Linked DNA regions of Homo sapiens: all the other regions are linked to region 1. A link is a contact called in ENCODE Hi-C or POLR2A ChIA-PET data. All regions are on one chromosome and are shown on one strand. The core of a region is the stretch at or near the end of the contact, and the rest is flanking DNA. Distances in the headings are between cores, read along the strand shown.

Region 1 (4,590 bases), core at 789-3,288:
TTAGTTTGTATTTCCTGGAGTTTTATGTAAGTGGAATGGTACCATCTGTGGTCTTCTGTGACTGGCTGCTTTCCCTGAGCATGATGTCCTGGTTCATCCATGTTGTTGTATGTATCAGTGTACCATTCTGTTGTACGGATGCACCCCAGTTTGTTTATCCATTCATCCCTTGATGGAGGTTTTTTTGTTTGTTTCGCTTTGTTTTTTTGAGATGGAGTCTCGCTCTGTCGCCCAGGCTGGAGTGCAGTGGCGCAATCTCGGCTCACTGCAACCTCCGCCTCCCAGGTTCAAGCGATTCTTCTGCCTCAGCCTCTCGAACAGCTGGGACTACAGGTGTGCGCCACCACGCCTGGCTAATTTTTTTGTATTTTTAGTAAAGACAGGGTTTCACCATGTTGACCAGGCTGGTCTCGAACTCCTGACCTCATAATCTGCCCACCTCGGCCTCCCAAAGTGCTGGGATTACAGGCGTGAGCCACCATGCCCGGCCTATACTTTAAGTTCTGGGATACATGTGCAGAACGTGCAGGTTTGTTACATAGGTATACACGTGCCATGGTGGTTTGCTGCATCCATCAACCCATCATCTACATTAGGTATTTCTCCGAATGCTATCCCTCTCCTAACCCCCAGCCCCCGACAGGCCCCAGTGTGTGATGTTCCCCTTGGTTGAGGTTTGAATTACTGATGGCACTTTTGGCTATCATGAATCAAGTTGCTAGCTGGATATGGTGGCACATGCCTGTAGTCCTAACTCTTTGGAAGGCTGAGGCAGGAGGATTGCTTGAGCCCAGGAATTTGAGACTGCAGTGAGCTGTGATTGGGCCAGGCTGCACTCCAGCCTGGGTGACAGACTGAGACTGTCTCAAAAAAAAAAAAAAAAAAAAAAGGAAAGAAAAGAAAACAGAATCAAGCTGCTATGAACATTCTGTACAAGTCTTTGTATGGACATGTGCTTTCATTTCTCTTGAGTAAATGCCTGGTAATGGAATATATCGTATGATAGGTGCATGCTTAATGTTTTAAGAAAACTTACCAGGCCAGTCACGGCGGCTCATGCCTGTCATTCCAGCACTTTGGGGAACTGAGGCGGGAGGATTGCTGGAGCCTAGGAGTTTGAGACCAACCTGACCGACATAGTGAGGCTCTGTTTCTTAATTTTTTTTTTTAATAAGAAGAAAATGTACCAACTTTTCTTCCTTTGTGCTGGAATTGCAAGGTAAAAAAATAATAGTAATAACAAGGAAAACGTACCAACTTTTCCAAAGTGGATCTGCCATGTGATGTTCCTGCCAGCTGCTCAGCATGCTTCTCTTCTTTGCTTCACTATCTGTCTCATTTTTTTTTTTTGAGATGGGGTCTTGCTCTGTTGCCCAGGCTGGAGTGCAGTGGCATGATCTCGGCTCACTGCAACCTCTGCCTCCTGGGTTCAAGCGATTCTCCTTCCTCTGCTTTCCAAGTAGCTGGGACTACAGGCGTGTTCCACCACACCCAGCTAATTTTGTATTTTTAGCAGAGACAGGTTTCACTATATGTTGGCCAGGCGCGTCTCAAACTCCTGACCTCAAGTGATCAACCCACCTCAGCGTCCCAAAGTGCTGGGATTACAGGCATGAGCCACCACACCCAGCTTCTTTTTTTTGTTTTGTTTTGTTTTTTGTTTTTTTGAGACATCCTCGGTCTGTTGCCCAGGCTGTGCAGTGGCGTGATCTCGGCTCACTGCCACCTCCGCCTCCTGGGTTCAAGCGATTCTCCTGCCTCAGCCTCCAGAGTAGCTGGGATTACAGGCGCCTGTCACCACGCCTGGCAAATTTTTGTGTGTGTGTGTGTGTGCAGTCGGGGTTTCACCATGTTGCCCAGGCTGGTCTTGAACCCCTGACCTCAAGTGATCCGCCCGCCTCAGCCTCCCAAAGTGCTGGGATTACAGGCGTGAGCCACCGCACCCAGCCGCTCACCATCTCTTTGTCGCCTGCATGGCACCATTCTCTCCTGTACCACCCCAAAGCCTTACCAGGTGCCTCCTGCATTTAACCAGGTCCCATAGCTCTCTGTGCTTCCCGGCACACCCTCTCACCACCCTCATCATCAATTATTCACCTTGCTGACTGCTTAGTGTTTGTCTCCTGGCTGGATTACATAAGCCCTGTAAGGGCAGAGCTCTGTTTGTCTTGATCACCATTAGGTTCTGGTGCTTGGCATACAGTAGGCATTCCACACATGCTTGCTGAATTAATGCATGACCGGGTCTGGGGTGCTGGGTTTCACACCAGGCTCTACCGCAAACATTGGGTCAAGTATTTTCATTCCCGACGTACAGATGAGTCAATTGAATCAACGGAAAGCAAAATGATCCCATCCAAGCTCCCTCAACTTGCCGGGCTGGTCTGGGAGTCGAACCAGATCTGCCTGACCCTCCCACCGGTGCTGAAAAGTGGAGTGTGTGCTGGGGTGGTAGGGGATGGGGCAGAAGAGAGACGGGCTTCCTCACAGAAGGGTTTGAGGGCTAGGATGAGGCGTGCACACTCTGCACCCCTGCTTCGGAGCTTTGAAAGGGTGCACAGCACACCCGCCCTCTCTGGGAACCCTCGGGAGCTTGAGGTTGCCTGATGAAGGGGCTGATGGGTTGAACGCAAAGGGCCCCTCCACCCACCCTTTTTTCTATCTCCCCAACCAAGCCCTGGTAACAGGCATTTCCGGTTTCCGGCCGGCTCCCTGGTGCTGGGGTGGGGGTGGGGAGTTGATTGCTGCCGTCGTGCTTGGCTCTGGGTCCCCTTCTCCCAGACCCCAGAGGCCTCTGTCCCTGCACACTGCTTCCCCGAAGGAGCGTGGAAAGCCAGCCGACCTTTCTGGCTCTTTCTTCATCTTGGGCAGGGGTTTTGTTGATGGGAGGCTGGCTGGCAAATGGGGAAGAATGAACCTCAGGGTTCACCGCAGTGCGCCTGGGTGCTGATTTGCATATGGGCACGATGCCAGCACAGTGGGTGCCCGCCTCTTCCTGGAGGAAGGAAGAGGGGCACTGAGGGGGGTTGCCCCCAGCAGGGAGGAACCGTCCTCATAATGCCTCTCCTACGTTTGTTTAAAGGACCATCATTCTCAGCAAACTATAGCAAGGACAAAAAACCAAACACCGCATGTTCTCACTTATAGGTGGGAATTGAACAATGAGAACACATGGGCACAGGAAGGGGAACATCACACACAGGGGACTGTTGTGGGGTCGGGGAAGTGGGGAGGGATAACATTAGGAGATATACCTAATGCTAAATGAGGAGTTAATGGGTGCAGCACACCAACATGACACATGTATACATATGTAACAAACCTGCACGTTGTGCACATGTACCCTAAAATTTAAAGTATAATAATAATAAAATTAAAAAAAATAAAGGACCTCCTGTCCTTTGCCACTTTCTCACACTCTTCAGGCGACCAGGAAGTCCTTTCTGGTGGTCTAACTGCAGTCACTGCTGCTGTCTGATGGAGCCCCTTTCTTTAGCTGGCCCCACCGCAGCCCGGAGAGGGGATGAATCATGCCCCCTTTCCCCTCTTTGAGGCATCACATGACTGGAAGGAAGCTGTCTCCGGGTTCAGCTGATCTCCCTGAGGTCAGGAGGGAACTTCCTCCCTCGAGCCACAGACACAGCCATCTGCTCTATTGTCTCTGGTGATCTGCCTGCCCATGAGCGCCCTCATTATGCCACTCTCTAAGAGGCACCAGGAGCAGCTTAGTGTGGTTCAAAGAGGCAGTGTTGTACAGAGGTTAGAGGCACAGACTTTGGGATCCAGTGCTGGTATCTGGTTCTCCATTCCTATCTGTGTGGTCCGGGATGGGCAGTATCCCCTCTCTGAGCCTCAGTTGTTTCCTCTGTCAAAGGGAGATTTATTCATTCGACAGATTTTATTGAGCATCTACTATGTGTCAGACATGGTACTAGGTATTGAGGTCCTCTATTTACCCAAAGGAGTTGAACATTTATGTCCACACAAAAACTTACACTCAAGTCTTTGTAGCGGCTTTATTCATGATTGCTGAAACTGGGAGGCAACAAATTGTCCTTCGGTAGATGAATGCGATGTAGGGCAAGGCAAGCCCTAAATTGGGGCTCAGCCTGGGACGGTTCTTTGTTTTGCCCAGGAAAGAATTCCAGGGCGAGCTGGAGGTGTTAGACAGTAGCTTTTACTGAAGTGAAAGTGCATAGCGGCAGTTGCAGAAGTCCTGCTCCTCGCAGAGCAGGGCTACCCCACAGGCTGTGAGCCCGGAGTAATCAGGGTTGCAGTCATCTTTGTACCCACTTTAATTATATGCAAATTAAAGGGCAGATTATGCAAATTTCTAGGAAAAGGGTGGTAACTTCTGGGTTGTCGGGTCATTGCCTTGGGAAAGGAGTAGTAGCTGCTGGTGTTACCATCACAATGGCAAACTGCCATGGCACACTGGTGGGCATGTCTTATGGAAAGGTGCTTCTGCTCCAGCCCTGTTTTAGCTAGTCCTCAATTTGGTCCGTTGTCTGAGCCCCACCTCCAGAGTCAAGTTCCACCTACTTCCTCGTATGGATAAATAAGCTGTGGTGCATCCAGACAATGGAATAT
Region 2 (4,590 bases), core at 1,748-4,247, 440 kb before region 1:
GGAGAATGGCGTGAACCTGGGAGGCGGAGCTTGCAGTGAGCCGAGACCGCACCACTGCACTCCAGCCTGGGCGACAGAGCGAGACTCCATCTCAAAAAAAAAAAAAAAAGAGTCCAGTGGCCGGGCGCAGTGGCTCACGCCTGTAATCCCAGCACTTTGGGAGGCTGAGGCGGGTGGATCACCTGAGGTCGCGAGTTCGAGACTAGCCTGACCAACATGGAGAAACCCCGTCTCTACTTAAAATACAAAATTAGCTGGGCGTGGTGGTGGGCGCCTGTAATCCCAGCTACTCGGGAGGCTAAGGCAGAAGAATTGCTTGAACCTGGGAGGCGGAGGTTGTGGTGAGCCGAGATTGTGCCATTGCACTCCAGCCTGGGCAACAAGAGCAAAACTCTGTCTCAAAAAAAAAAAAAAAAAGAGTCCAGCTGGGCATGATGGTTCATGTCTCAGCAGTTTGGAAGGCTGAGGCAGGAGGATCACTTAAGTCCAGGAGTTCAAGACCAGCCTGGGCAACATAGGGAGACCCTGTCTCTACAAAAAATTTTAAAATTAGCCAGATGTGGTGACATGCACCTCTAGTCCTAGCTACTTGGGAGGCTGAGGTGAGAGGATAGCTTGAGCCCAGAGGTTCAAGGCTGCAGTGAGCTCTGATCACACCACTGTGCTCCAGCCTGGGTGACAGAGCGAGACACTGACTCAAAACAAAAAAAGAGTCTACCGCTTACTGCTTGGTAAACTTCTTATACATCAAAATCCACTTCAGGAGTCTCTCTGAATCTGCTGTGATTTTTTTTTTTTTTTTGAGATAGAGTTTTGCTCTTGTTGCCCAGGCTGGAGTACAGTGGTGTGATCTCGGCTCTCTGCAACCTCTGCCTCCTGGGTTCAAGTGATTCTCCTGACTCAGCCTCCCAAGTAGCTGGGATTACAGGCATTCACCACCATGCCGAGATAATTTTGTATTTTTAATAGAGACGGAGTTTCACTGTGTTGGTCAGGCTGGTCTCAAACCCCTGTCCTTAGGTGATCCACATGTCTTGGGCTCCCAAAGTGCTGGGATTGCAGGCATGAGCCACCACAACACCTCGCCTGAATCTGCTGTGATTCGAAGGACTGCCCCGGGAAAAAAAAGAAAAAAACACTTCAAGTAGACTCCCATGTGGGAGGACCTGAAGACTTCTCAGACTTCCATGGTCCCTGATCTAACACAGCAATAAATCATTCAAACTGAGCACTTTTTACACATTTTTGGACCCTTTCTGAGGACTTTCTGCACAAACCTAGGAGGTAGGTTATCATTATCCCCACTCTGCAGATGCCTCCAAAGCCCTCTACCTACCTCCTTTATCACCTCTTCATCTCTTGGTTCAATGTGTATTTAATGAGCACCTACTGTGTGTCAGGCACTATTCTAGACTTTGGGGATGAAGCAGTGGGCACCTCTTAGATAGTGACATTGAACTGAATGATGAAAAAGAATCTGGCTTGAGAAGGTGTGGCAAAAAAGAGAAGTCCCAACATTACCAGCAATCTTCCTACTTCCACCATTTTGCCCATTCTTTTTCCTCTGCTGGAAATGCCTTTCCCCAGCTAACAAACTCCTACTTATCCTGCAAAGCCCAATTCCAATACCTGCTTCTCCTAGGAATGCTTTCCGGTCTGATCTCCAGGAAGAATCCACAACACCCTTCTCTGGGCTCCCACAATCTACTCCACAGGTGGCCAAAAAATGAATGAGGAGGTCTCAGTAGAAGTCGGCCACACCAGGCTGGAAGCTCTTCAAGGCCAAGACCCAGGCTAAGTCCTCTCTGGGACCCCTCTTCCAAGATGAGCTGTGGGAACACTGCAGCTTTTTTTTTTTTTTTTGAGACGGTGTCTGGCTCTGTCGCCCAGGCTGGAGTGCAGAGGCGCCATCTCAGCTCACTGCAAGCTCCACCTCCCAGGTTCACACCATTTTCCTGCCTCAGTCTCCTGAGTAGCTGGGACTACAGGTGCCCGTCACCTCGCCCGGCTAATTTTTTGTATTTTTAGTAGAGACGCGGTTTCACCGTGTTAGCCAGGATGGTTTCGATCTCCTGACCTCGTGATCCGCCCACCTCAGCCTCCCAAAGTGCTAAGATTACAGGCGTGAGCCACTGTGCCCGGCCCTGCAGCTATTTTTAAAATAAGGAATAAGTGGGGTGTGGTGGCTCATGCCTGTAGTCCCAGCACTTTGGGAGGCAAAGGTGGGAGGATCACTTGAGGCCAGGAGTTTGAGACCAGCCTGGGCGACATAGTAAGACCCCATCTCTAATACATATATATATATATTTGCCAGATGTGGTAGCACACAACTGTAGTCCCAGCTACTCTGGAGAGCAAGGTGGGAGGGAGGGTTGCTTGGGCCCAGAAATTTGAGGCCACATTGAGCTAGGATGGCGCCACTGCACTCCAGCCTGGGCCACAGAGTGAGATTCTGTCTCAAAAAAATAAAAATAAATAAAGCAGAAACAGTAGAAAACGAAGACGAGGCCGGGCGCGGTGGCTCACGCCTGTAATCCCAGTACTTTGGGAGGCCGAGGTGGGAAGATCACGAGGTCAGGAGTTCAAGACCAGCCTGGCCAAGGTGAAACCCATCTCTACTAAAAATAACAAAATTAACCGGGTGCAGTGGTGTGCATCTGTAATCCCAGCTACTGGGGCAGCTGAGCCAGGAGAATGGCTTGAACCCAGAAGGCAGAGGTTGCAGTGACCCAACATCGTGCCACCGCACTCCAGCCTGGGTGACAGAGCAAGACTCCGTCTCAAAAAAAAAAAAAAAAGAAGACGAATTGGTCGGTAAGGGGACTCGAACTGGAGACTCTAAAACTTCTCCAGCCCTGCCCACTCAATTTACTTCATTGGCTCCTCCCTTTCAGGCTCCGTCCCTATCCCCGCCTCACCCTTAATGGCGCCCGCCCAGACTCCTGGAAGTGAGCGGCCTAGCGAGCGAGCTCCCAGGCGCAAAGCACGCCGGAAGCTGTAGTTCCGCCATCGGACGGAAGCCGACCGGGGCGTGCGGAGGGATGTGGCCCGGAATATTGGTAGGGGGGGCCCGGGTGGCGTCATGCAGGTACCCCGCGCTGGGGCCTCGCCTCGCCGCTCACTTTCCAGCGCAGCGGCCGCCGCAGCGGACACTCCAGAACGGCCTGGCCCTGCAGCGGTGCCTGCACGCGACGGCGACCCGGGCTCTCCCGCTCATTCCCATCGTGGTGGAGCAGACGGTACGGCGGCCGGGCGGGGACACGGTTCGGGGGCTCCGGGCTGGGTGGGGATCGGCTGGCTGCCCCGGCCCCTCACCTCCATCTTTCTACCCCCAGGGTCGCGGCGAGCGCGCCTATGACATCTACTCGCGGCTGCTGCGGGAGCGCATCGTGTGCGTCATGGGCCCGGTGAGCGCCCCGCGCCGGGACCCTCCCCAGGACTCTCCCAAGCGCCTGCCGACACTCCCTGCGCCCCTCCTTCCCTGGCCCCAGACTTTCCCTCAGGCTCCGCTCCCCTTCTAACCCCCTTCCCTCCCCTTCTGACTCCCCTCCTGGCTCCCGGTCCCCCAACCCGCTCCTCACCCCTTCTCTGCTCCTCGGCTCTTAATCTCCGACTTCCTTCCTGACACCTGGCACCGCTCCCCTCATTCCTACGCTCAAGACTCTCCCCAGCCATTCTCACCCCTTCCTTTCCTGTGTCCCTAGCCCCCTGACTCCCCCCTTCCTGTGCTCCAAACCCCCTGGGTCCTCTCCACTACTCTCTCCCCATCCCCTTCTGGGGCCTAAATTCTTCCCCATCCCTTTTACTTTGGGCTCTGGTCCCCCTTCCTGGTTCCCTGACCCATCCCCAGCCTCCCTTAAAACTCTCTCCCCACCCCGAATCTGGGGACACCCCTGCCCTCTCCACCTGCAGATCGATGACAGCGTTGCCAGCCTTGTTATCGCACAGCTCCTCTTCCTGCAATCCGAGAGCAACAAGAAGCCCATCCACATGTACATCAACAGCCCTGGTGAGCAGGGTCTTTCCTGGGTGCCAGGGGCACTCGTCAGGGCACACGGGTGACTCAGGGGACCAGAATCCCGGGTCAGGGATGTTCTCTCTCTGGGAAAGGGTGCAGAGCGTCAGAGTTCCAGAAGTGGCTTTAAACCACCAAAAGGTGCCTGTTGCTGGCTTTTGAGCCTCGGTTCACAAGTCAGGATGTGGCCTCTTTGATCCTGCACATACTGTTCTGCCAACCTGACCCGGCTGACATTTAAAAATTGGTAGATTTTAGGCCGGGCACAGTGGCTCACACCGGTAATCCCAACACTTTGGGAGGCTGAGGCGGGCGGATTGCTCGAGCTCAGGAGTTCAAGACCAGCCTGGGTAACGTAGTGAGACCCCATCTCTACAAAAAAAGTACAAAGATTAGCCGGGCAATGTGGCGTGTGCCTGTAGTCCCAGCAACTCGGAAGGCTGAGGGAGAAGGATCACTTGAGCCCAGGAGGTCGAGGCTGTAGTGAGCCCATCTCAAAAATAATCATAATTGGTAGATTTTTTCCCCCTCCCCAAAAAAAGTAGTCAATTTTGATTGAGCACTTATGATGGAGG
Region 3 (4,590 bases), core at 1,319-3,818, 380 kb before region 1:
CAGTGACACCCACCCCCTCTGAACCACACTCAAACAAAAGCACCTCTTTAGGCCCCCAGCCCTTCCTCCTAAGCTAAAGGCAGCAGCAGGGAGTTACCTCCATCTTCCAACTGTCTCTTTTGGCCCCCAAAACCAAAATCAGGAGTGCTGTTATTCACTGTCGTGGCAGCATCGCCTCCAATTTTGGCTGCAATCTAGAATAAAGTAGTAAGCACAGAAGAATTACCACCAAAAACAACCCTCCATGGCACCCAGGTCAACTTCTCAGAACATCTCCTGGACACGAAAGCCCATCAGGTCTTGGTGTCTGGCCCTCCAACTTAGGGAAGAGTCAGTTGGTTAAGACATCCTAGGAGTTTTGAACCTAGGCCTCAAGGTTCTCACCAGTTAACTGGGAATATCAAAATTCCCCTCTTCCCTTCTCCTGGGATTTGTGTCTTAATTGTGGCCAGCCCATAATCCACACTGACTTCGTTCTAGGGGTGACAAGGAACAGAGGCTCAGGTGTCAGGGAGGGTTCCCAGGTCATCTCCAAGAGCTTTCAGACACTTCCTCCTGCCAGTGGCCCCAGCTCAGAAAACCAGAAAGTGTGTTTTTTTTTAGCCCCGTTTTCCTGGGATGCTGAAGAGTTCAATTTTCCCCTATCTCCCCCACTCTCAAAATCCTTTTATCAATTTATTGAATAAATTTGAGCAAAGCGATCACTTCAAGGGATATGAAATCCTCATTTGACCAAAACAGAAGACTCTCTGGATGGCTGGGCACTGTGACTTATGCCTGTAATCCCAGCATTTTGGGAGGCCGAGGCGGGCAGATCACTTGAACTCAGGAGTTCGAGACAGACTGGCTGACATGGTCAAACTCCATCTCTACTAAAAATACAAAAATTAGCTGGGTGTGGTGGTGCACACTTATAATCCCAGCTACTCGGGAGGCTGAGGCAGGAGGAGCACTTCAACTGGAGAGGTGGAGGCTGTGGTGTGCTGAGATCGTGCCACTGCACCCCTGCCTGGGTGATATTGAGACTGTTTCCAAAAAACAAACAAACAAACAAAAAACCAAGACTCTATGGGACACAAGTTACATCTCAGACACGTGAAGAGCAACTTTAAAGAAACCTCAACCCAGCAAACTTAGGATCAGAGTCTGGGGTTTAGAAACCCAAACCATGTTAAGAATCTCCCTTTCCACCAGTCTCCATTTTTCTACGCTGCCCTAGAGCCAAAACTCATGGGATGCCCACAGGGGGCCTGTCCCCACCAACTGACAGCACCAGCTTCCTCCCTTCAAGCTGTCCCAGAATCAGACGGTTCCATGGGCAATAAGACCAAATGCACGCTAGAACCCACCCAACTCCAAGGGTGAGAGAGACGACAGAGGGCCAGAACACAGGCGTTCACTTAACGGGACCTCCCACCTTGGGAGGAGCCAGTCTCTAGCCCCGGAGGCATTGGGACAGCCCAGGAGCCGGTCGGCGGCAAAGTCCTCCCATTCTACCGACCCCCACCCCTCCAGGCCATGGGGAGGCTGCAAATGGAGCTGGAGAGGTCAGTCCTAGCAGCATGTGACACTTCCTTGTCATTACGCCTCAATACACGGGGGTGGGAGACCCTCCCTTCTTTCCCCCAAAGAGACAGACCACGCTTTCAAGCCACCAAAGCATCCAAGAGCCAGTCCCCATGCTCGTCTTCCCCATTTCGCCCAAGTGCTCAGCCCTAGACAGGTCCCCATCCACTTTCCCGACTGAAGAGGAAGGACTGTCCCTCCCACCCCCACAATGTCCCTTTCTCCTAGAGAGGGGACAGAAATGGGACTGGGTTGGGGGCAAACACTGCCCTTTGCCCTGATATGGAGGGGAGAGTAAAGGCCCTCCGCCCGGGAAGGTGGACCCCTGCCTCCAGGCATGTCCTAAGGCCGGGGGGCTAAGGGGGGGGTCCCAAAAGTGCGTCTCCGAGCTCCGGGGCGCCTGCACACCCAGGCGCCGCTCCTGGTGACCCCCAGTGCGCCCCTACTCCCTGCAGGGGGGTCACCCGTTGGGATCCCACTCGAGGCGCAGCGGGAGGGCCAGGCCCCCGCCTACCGCCCACGTGACCCCGCGACGGCCCCGGCCCCCCTCCGCGACCCTGCGCGCGCGCGCGCACGTGACCCCCGCCCCCTCCCCCGCCTGCGCGCGCGCGCGAGCGCGCCCCTCAGGCCCTCGGCCTCCTCACCTGGCGGGCCCGCTGCACGGCGTCGGCGAAAGCGTCCTTGCGGATTCCCGGGCCGCCTCCGCCGGGTGGCTGAGAGGGGCCCCCGGCCGACCCCCCGCCCGGGCCGCCGCCGCCGGGACCGCCGCCGCCCCGGTCCCCCGCGCCTGGCGGGCCCGGCGGAGGGCCTCCCCCGGCGCCTCCGGCTCCCCCGCCCCCGCCGGCGGGCGGCGGCGGCCCGGGCGGGGGTCCTCCCGTGCTGTAGTCCGACATGGCGCGGCGGGGCCGGGCCTGGCGCGGAGGCTGAAGCTGAGGAGGCGGCGGCGGCGGCGGCGGCTCAACGCGGGAACAAGGCCTCGCTCCACACGGCCGCGGAGCACTCTGGGAACCCAGCCGCTGGGAGGACGACGAGGGGGGAGAGAGTCGCCCCTCCCGCCGCCGACGTGACGGACGACTCCGGCGGGCCAATGGGAGGCAGCCGCCGCACCCCGGACACCAATCGCGAGCTCTGTAGGAGGTGGCCAATCGGAGTGCAATGAGGGGCAGTGGGCGGGAGGCTCAGAGTGACTGACAGCTCTCAGAGGCAATAGCTGCGAGCTGCCCGTGCTGGGCGGGCAAATGAAGGAGATCTGAGAAGGCAGGAGGCCCAATGAAACGCGAGTGCCAGATTCGCGGGGCGGCTTCAGAATTAGATTGACGGTTCTGAAGAGTCACGTGGACTGTAAGGCCGGGCCTAGTGGAAGACTCCTATGGACCGGCTGGGTGGGCGTTAGGTTTGATAGTCGTGGACACAAGCCAATGAATGCACGTGAGAGGTGGTGCTTGTAAAGATGGGCAGCCAATTAATCCAATTCCTGACGAGTTCTGGGTGATGAGGTTGGCTTTGGACTTTAATTGCTTCCCTTGTTAACCAGAATCCTTTTCTATCCCTGACTTCTAAGCCAATGGCTGAGCGACATGGGTGGGTGTTCGGTGACTGACACTGGTCTGGACAAATGGGAATGAAGGAAATCAAAGCGCCCACTTTTGGTGGGAGCCAGTGGAAGCGCCGCTGCATTGGGGCGGAGTCGGCCACCAGACAGCGAGGGGATTAGCGGGAACTGTAGTGAATGGCAGCCGACGTGGGCGGTGGCAATCGGCTGCCCGAACTCAGGCCTGATGTCTGGGTTAGCTCACCGGCAGCCTGGTTGGGTAGGCCCGGCACGTGGCCCGCTTGAAGCCTTAGAGATCGAGCGCTTCCGGAGGTGGGGAGGCCGGAAAGCAGGAAACTCGGGATCCCCCGGGCCTTCTTCTCTCTCGACCCCCCATCTAGAGCGTCCAGTTCTCTTGCAGGACTCAAGGAACCAGCCCCACTCACGAGTCCAGAACCGTTCCAACAACCGGGATCGAGGGATCACAGCCTCGATCACACCCCTCACTTCACACCCCTCACTCCCTTCGCCTAAGGCCCTGGGATCCAAGCCTCAAGCTCCTATCCTAGGTCCTCACTTCCTCTCCTGGACACAAATTCCCATTCAGGACCCAGAGGCCCAAGGTCCCCAGCTCCCCTACTGGGTCCAGGGATCTCATGCACCCAGTTCCACTCCTAGGCCCAAGTATCCAGACACGTTCAGCAAAAACCATCTCTTTATTCCTTGTTGTGTGACATGTTCACCATTTCGCCCTGGAGCCAGGACGACCCACAAGGGGCCAGACTGGAGTCCACGTTTCTTGTCTCAGGCTGCACCCTGGGGAGGGAGTCCCAGGAGTTTTCTGACCCAGCACTGCCCCCCTCCACCCACCACCAACCCCAGCTTCAGGAATCTTCTGACCCAGAGCCCCACCCCCACCCCCAGCCTGCTTTTGCCACCAAAAACTGCCCCAGGGCCTGAACCTTGAGGCCTCGAGGGCTCTTTGGGGCCAGGGGTCATCAGGTCCTCCTGTCCCATTTCTGCCTAGGCTGTGTCGTCCAGCTCACAGCCTATATGCCCAGGGTTTTCTTCATGGCTTCGTACACCACATAGCTGATGCCACCTGCTGGTAAGACCTTCAGTAGCGTGGGGGTCATGCCTCGGTACAGCCCTAGCCAGCCCTGCTGGGCCAGGATCCGCTGGAGGACTCCGCGCATGGTGGGATTTGAGCCCTCCACGGTATCTGCAGGGACACAGGCAAGATCAGGACTAGGCCAGAGATGACCGGGCCTCCTAGGAGTCTGGAATGTTGCGGACAGGTGCTGAAGCCACGGGTAGGGGCCCCAGGGGTCAGTAGGAAAACAGTTTGAAGAGTCTTAGAGGAAATTGGTCAGTTTGAGGAGGAGTGGGGGAGTTTCTGAGTAGTAGTTATCAGGATTAATTTTAGGAAATTTTCTTGAGGGGTGGGAGTGGGGATAGGGTCTCTCTCTGTTGCGCAGGCTGGAGTGTGGAGG
Region 4 (4,590 bases), core at 927-3,426, 300 kb before region 1:
TTTGATCTTTTTTAGAGATGGGGTCTCACACCATCGCTCAGGCTGGAGTGCAGTGGCACCATCATAGCTCATGGCAGCCTCAACCTCCCAGGCTCAAGTGATTCTCCTACCTTAGCCTCACGAGTAGCTGTGACTACAGGTGCACACCACCTCACTCAGCTAATTAAAATTTTTTTCTTTTTGTAGAGACAGGGTCTCACCATGGTGCCCAGGCTGGTCTCGAACTCCTGACCTCAAGCTCTCTTCCTGACTCAGCCTCCCAAAGTCCTGGGTTTATAGGCATGAACCACCATGCCCAGTGAAATCCCTGTTTTAAAGACGAGGAGGCCGGGCAAGGTGGCTCATGCTTGTAATCCAGCACTTTGGGAGCTGAGTTGGGTGGATCGTTTGAGTCCCGGAGTTTGAGACCAGCATGGGCAACATAGAGAGACCCACCTCTCTACAAAGAAAACTAAAAAATTAGCTGGGTGTGGTGGTGCATGCCTGTAGGTCCAGCTACTTGGGAGACTGAGGCAAGAGGATCACGTGTGCCCAGAGGTGGAGGTGACAGTGAGCCGTGATCATGCCACTGCACTCTAGCCTGGGTGACAGCAGGACAGACAGACCCTGTCTGAAAAAAAAAAAAAAAAGAGGATTTTTGAGGCCCAGAAAGGCTGAGGAGCCCATCCTAAGTTATCCATCTGAATCAACCCCTGGCAGAGCTTTACTTATTTATCTCCTTTGTGGCCTATCACCTTCTACCAGAATGGGAGCTGCACTGGGGCAGAGAGGGAGCTCCGGCTGTTTGATTCTTACCTGGATCTCCAGCTTCTAGAACAGGGCCTGGTATGCAGTGAGTGCTCACTGTTTGTTGAATGCATGAAGTGGCAGAATTGGGATGTGCACCCAGGCAGTCTGGTTCCGGTTCAGACCGTTGAATTAAAATGCCACCTCCTCCAGGAAGACTTCCCTGAATCCTTCTCTGTATCCGCCCTCCTCAGGGCTCTCACAGTGGCCTGAGCATCCCCTCATCACAGCCCTGGATGCAGGGCTGGTGCCTGGTGCCCTGTCCACCCCATCTCTGGTCTGTGGGCCCCGGTGGTGGCTGTTGACTCTGTGGTGTTAGCAGGAATAAGGAGGTTTTCCAGCCTCTGGCTCCCTGCTGGGGGACTCACCAAACACGAAGTTGTCCGGCCGAAAGATCTGACCGAAGGGGCCAGAACGGACAGAGTCCATGGTGCCGGGTTCCAGGTCCACCAGCACCGCTCTGGGGACATAATTTCCTCCTGCAGGGAAACAGATGGAGGGCAGTTCGATGCGTGCCAGGAACCACAGGCGCCCGGTAGCATCCTGTTCCCTCCCAGCTGCCCCTTCCCACCTGGAAGGTGCCTCCTTCGCCCTACCTGTGGCCTCGTTGTAGTACACGTTGATCCTCTCCAGTTGCAGGTCACTGTCCCCATGGTATGTGCCTGTGGGGTCGATGCCATGTTCGTCACTGATAACCTCCCAAAACTAGAGAGAGAGGTGGTCGGAAGAGTTGAGAGAGGGGAAGCCGGTGGCCAAGCCGAGGACTGCCCCCAGCCCCCAACTAGCTCCCTAGCTGCCACCTCTCCCCCAGCAAGGTGAACGGGGGACCTAGAGGCATGGTGTCGGGGCGAGGATGAGGCAGCAAGAAGGAGCGGTGGGGGCGGGGTGCAGCCGAGTCAGCACCCAGCGGGGCCGGCTGGTGCCAGCGCACCCAGGCTGCAGCCCGGGGGAGGCACCGGGGCTCTTTGTGCGTGAGGAGGGGACAGTGGCCCAGCTGTGGGCCCAGCTGTGACAGGCGGACAGAAGGCTGGCTCCCACTCTCCGCAGCCTCTTTGTTCCCAGTCTGGCCCTGCCACCCCCACCCCGCGACCCTTCCCCCAAGGCCCCTGGGGCGCGCTGGCCTCCTGGGGACCTCATTCCTTTCCAAAGACTCCCAGGTTGCGGGGTGCTCCGGGGACCGACCCCGCGGTGCTCCCCGGGGCCGCCACTGCCTCCCCGGGCCCCGTTCCCCGAGCACCTTGGCCCCGATCTGGTTGCCGCACTGGCCGGCCTGCAGGTGCACGATCTCCCGCATGGCGGTGGCGCTGAGGGTGGACGCGGCGGCGGTGGCACGAGCGCGGGGAGCTGCGGCGGCGGCGAGGGTGGAAGATGCGGCGGAGACGGCGGAGCACGGTCCCTGCGCCCCCGGGAGCCGCTATATGAGCGGGCGGGGCACGCGTCACGGCCGGTCACCCTCCCGCTCCGCCCCTTGGTCCCGCCCCGGGATGATGGAGGGGGCTGGGGTGGGGGGAGGTGGTGCAGGGACCTCCCTCCCCAGGGGGCCTCCCAGAGAAGTCCGGGACGCCACGTGCTCCGACCCCTGCCTTGGGGGTGAGGCCCCTTAGGGAGCCACCAGTGCAGTCTCCCCCGTCCCAGCCCCCAGCCAGGCTTGGCCACCCGCAGAAATTGGGCGGAGGAAGGGAGGGGAGCGCCTGGTAAACAGGCATCTGAGAAGTCCTGCCCCTCCCCCTTAGCCTCCACCCTCCCGCCCCAGGCCTTGCCTCAGTTTCTCGGTCCGCAGCCCCCCTTCTCATTCTATTTAGACCTCATTCGCCAGAATCCTTGCAGTAACCGCGAGCCCTCCCAGTGGGCTGGGGGCTCCGGAGCGGCGATCTGGTTTGCGGGTGGGGGGCGGTAGGTTCCTGGAGGGCTTGTCCTGAAGCTGCATAGTAAAACCACGATTTTCCTCCCATGATTGGGTGCAGATGCTGGTGGGCTCCCCTGGTACACCTCTACTGGGCATTGAGCTCGTCCCAGGTGGGGTCACCCCCAGCCTGGCCTAAGGAGGAGAGTGGAGGAGTAAGACAGCTGGGTTCATATTGGGAGGGGGACAGTGAGTCCCCAGGGCTGCCTCGCTTTCCCAAAATAACACCCCTCCTCTCCAGTATTGTAATTTATCTTTATCTATATCTATACCCTTTTTTTTTTTTTTTTGAGACAGAGTTTCGCTCTTGGCGCCCAGGCTGGAGTGCAATGGCCCAATCTCGGCTCACTACAACCTCAGCCTCCCAGGTCCAAGCGATTCTCCTGCCTCAGCCTCCCGAGTAGCTGGGATTACAGGCATGTGCCACCACGCCCGGCTAATTTTTTTGTATTTTTAGTAGAGACAAAGTTTCTCCATGTTGTTCAGGCTGGTCTCAGACTCCTGACCTCAGGCCATCTGCCCACCTCTGCCTCCCAAAGTGCTGGGATTACAGGCGTGAGCCAACGCGCCCGGCCTATATATATATATTTTCGGACAGGGTCTTGCTCTGTCCCTCAGGCTGTAGTGCAGTGGCATGCTCATAGCTCACTGCAGCCTCAATGTCCTGGGCTCAAGCAATCCTCTCACCTCAGCCTCCCAAGTAGCTGGGACTGCAGGTGCATGCCATCACGCCTGGCTAATTTTCAAGATTTTTTGTAGAGATGGGGTCTCGCTATGTTGTCCAGGCTGCTCTCCAACTCCTGAGCTCAAGAGATCCTCCTGCCTCAGCCTCCCAAAGTGCTGGGATTCCAGGCATGAGCCACTGCGCCCAGCTCAGTATTATAATTTATTACCCACCATCTCCCTTGCCTCTGCATTTCCTGTAGCATTAGGTGTATGACCTTGCCCTGGTGCTCCTCTCTGTGTCTGAATTTCACATTTGCAAGTTGGGGTGGTGAGGAAGGCCCACCCTCCAGGGTCTGATTATGCGATGACCCAGTTAACAAGGTGGCGATAGTCTCCCCTCCTGCAGAGTCAACAATAAATTGTATCTTTCTCGAGTCTAAGTATTATCAGAGGCTGGACTGGACTTCCTGTGCTGCCCCTCATGTGAAGGTCAAGCCTCCTGGGGCTGCTTCCTTGGACAGCCTCCAGTCCCGCCCTCCCAGGAAGTCTCCTCCTCGCCTCCCATCCTTGACTTTCCCACTCAAGGACTTTGGTGTATTGCTGGTGGGAGGTGGGGTAAGCCATCTTGGCCATGTGGTTGGGACCTCACATTTGCCATGGCCACTAATTTTTTTTTTTTTTTTTTTTTTTTGACAGAGTCTTGCTCTGTCACCCAGGCTGGAGTGCAGTGGTGCCATCTCGGCTCACTGCAACCTCTGCCTCCTGGGTTCAAGCCATTCTCCTGGCTCAGCCGCCCCAGTAGCTGAGATTACAGGTACGTACCACCATGACCAGCTAATTTTTGTATTTTTAGTAGAGACGGGCTTTCACCATGTTAGCCAGGCTGGTCTCGAACTCCTGACCTCGTGACCTGCCCACCTTGGCCTCCCAAAGTGCTGGGATTACAGGCGCGAGCCACCGCGCCCAGCAAATTCTTTTTTTTTAATTTCTTGCCCTGTCATCCAGGCTGGGGTGCAGTGGCATGGCCATGGCTCACTGCAGCCTCGAACTCCTGGGCTCAAGTGATTCTCCCACCTCAGCCTCCCGAGTAGCTGGGACTACAGGCATGCACCAATATGCCTGGGTAATTTTTGTATTTTTTTGTGGAGATGGGGGTCTTGCTATGTTGCCCAGGCTGGTCTCCAACGCCTGAGCTCAAGCAATCCTCCCACCTCAGCCTCCCAAAGTGCTGGGTT

What was found. Hi-C counts contacts between places; a loop is a spot of excess contacts on that map. ChIA-PET counts read pairs that join two places held with the same protein, here RNA polymerase II (POLR2A). Pooled maps may share reads with other maps.
Region 2: a map with no recorded cell type shows a loop between it and region 1 (6-fold over the local background). The contact joins the promoter of CLPP here to the enhancer-like site in region 1. A Hi-C loop is called at or near these places in 5 of 37 single-sample maps with no recorded cell type and 8 of 50 pooled maps. POLR2A ChIA-PET finds 5 or more read pairs at or near these places in 5 of 52 experiments (GM12878, PC-9, activated B cell and 2 more).
Region 3: a loop to region 1 is called in a map with no recorded cell type, with 10 times the contacts of the local background. The contact joins the promoter of KHSRP here to the enhancer-like site in region 1. A Hi-C loop is called at or near these places in 1 of 37 single-sample maps with no recorded cell type and 7 of 50 pooled maps. POLR2A ChIA-PET finds 5 or more read pairs at or near these places in 1 of 52 experiments (GM12878).
Region 4: a loop to region 1 is called in a pooled map, with 2.4 times the contacts of the local background. The contact joins the promoter of TUBB4A here to the enhancer-like site in region 1. A Hi-C loop is called at or near these places in 5 of 37 single-sample maps with no recorded cell type and 9 of 50 pooled maps. POLR2A ChIA-PET finds 5 or more read pairs at or near these places in 3 of 52 experiments (B cell, CD4-positive, alpha-beta T cell and Panc1).

The regions. Positions count from the first base shown.
Region 1 is chr19:6,798,978-6,803,567 of GRCh38, forward strand. The region is part of intron 1 of VAV1 (vav guanine nucleotide exchange factor 1); the gene reads left to right. Among named protein-coding and RNA genes, the nearest start is that of VAV1, 29 kb to the left of the region's middle. RefSeq lists enhancers at 2,735-3,255, 3,046-3,115, 3,998-4,217. Within about 2 kb of position 2,039, at least 27 of the 41 ENCODE cell types and tissues checked have a DNase peak (open chromatin) inside an H3K27ac peak, as active enhancers do; they include B cell, CD4-positive, alpha-beta T cell, GM12878 and 1 more, where a contact is called at or near this core.
Region 2 is chr19:6,358,534-6,363,123 of GRCh38, forward strand. CLPP (caseinolytic mitochondrial matrix peptidase proteolytic subunit) reads left to right here and starts at 2,998. Exons shown (of 6, transcript NM_006012.4): 1 at 2,998-3,239; 2 at 3,336-3,407; 3 at 3,913-4,009. The coding sequence starts at 3,042. It also overlaps a transcript of ACER1 not described here. RefSeq lists a silencer at 3,245-3,474 and an enhancer at 3,673-4,590.
Region 3 is chr19:6,422,243-6,426,832 of GRCh38, forward strand. KHSRP (KH-type splicing regulatory protein) reads right to left here and starts at 2,569. Exons shown (of 19, transcript NM_001366299.1): 1 at 2,211-2,569; 2 at 98-194. The coding sequence starts at 2,459. It overlaps SLC25A41 (solute carrier family 25 member 41), which reads right to left. Exons shown (of 7, transcript NM_173637.4): 7 at 3,795-4,319. The coding sequence ends at 4,147. RefSeq lists an enhancer at 2,877-2,996.
Region 4 is chr19:6,500,133-6,504,722 of GRCh38, forward strand. It overlaps TUBB4A (tubulin beta 4A class IVa), which reads right to left and starts at 2,177. Exons shown (of 4, transcript NM_006087.4): 1 at 2,024-2,177; 2 at 1,383-1,491; 3 at 1,155-1,265. The coding sequence starts at 2,080. RefSeq lists silencers at 1,694-1,803, 1,974-2,153, 2,164-2,433, an enhancer at 4,561-4,590 and a cis regulatory region at 4,578-4,590.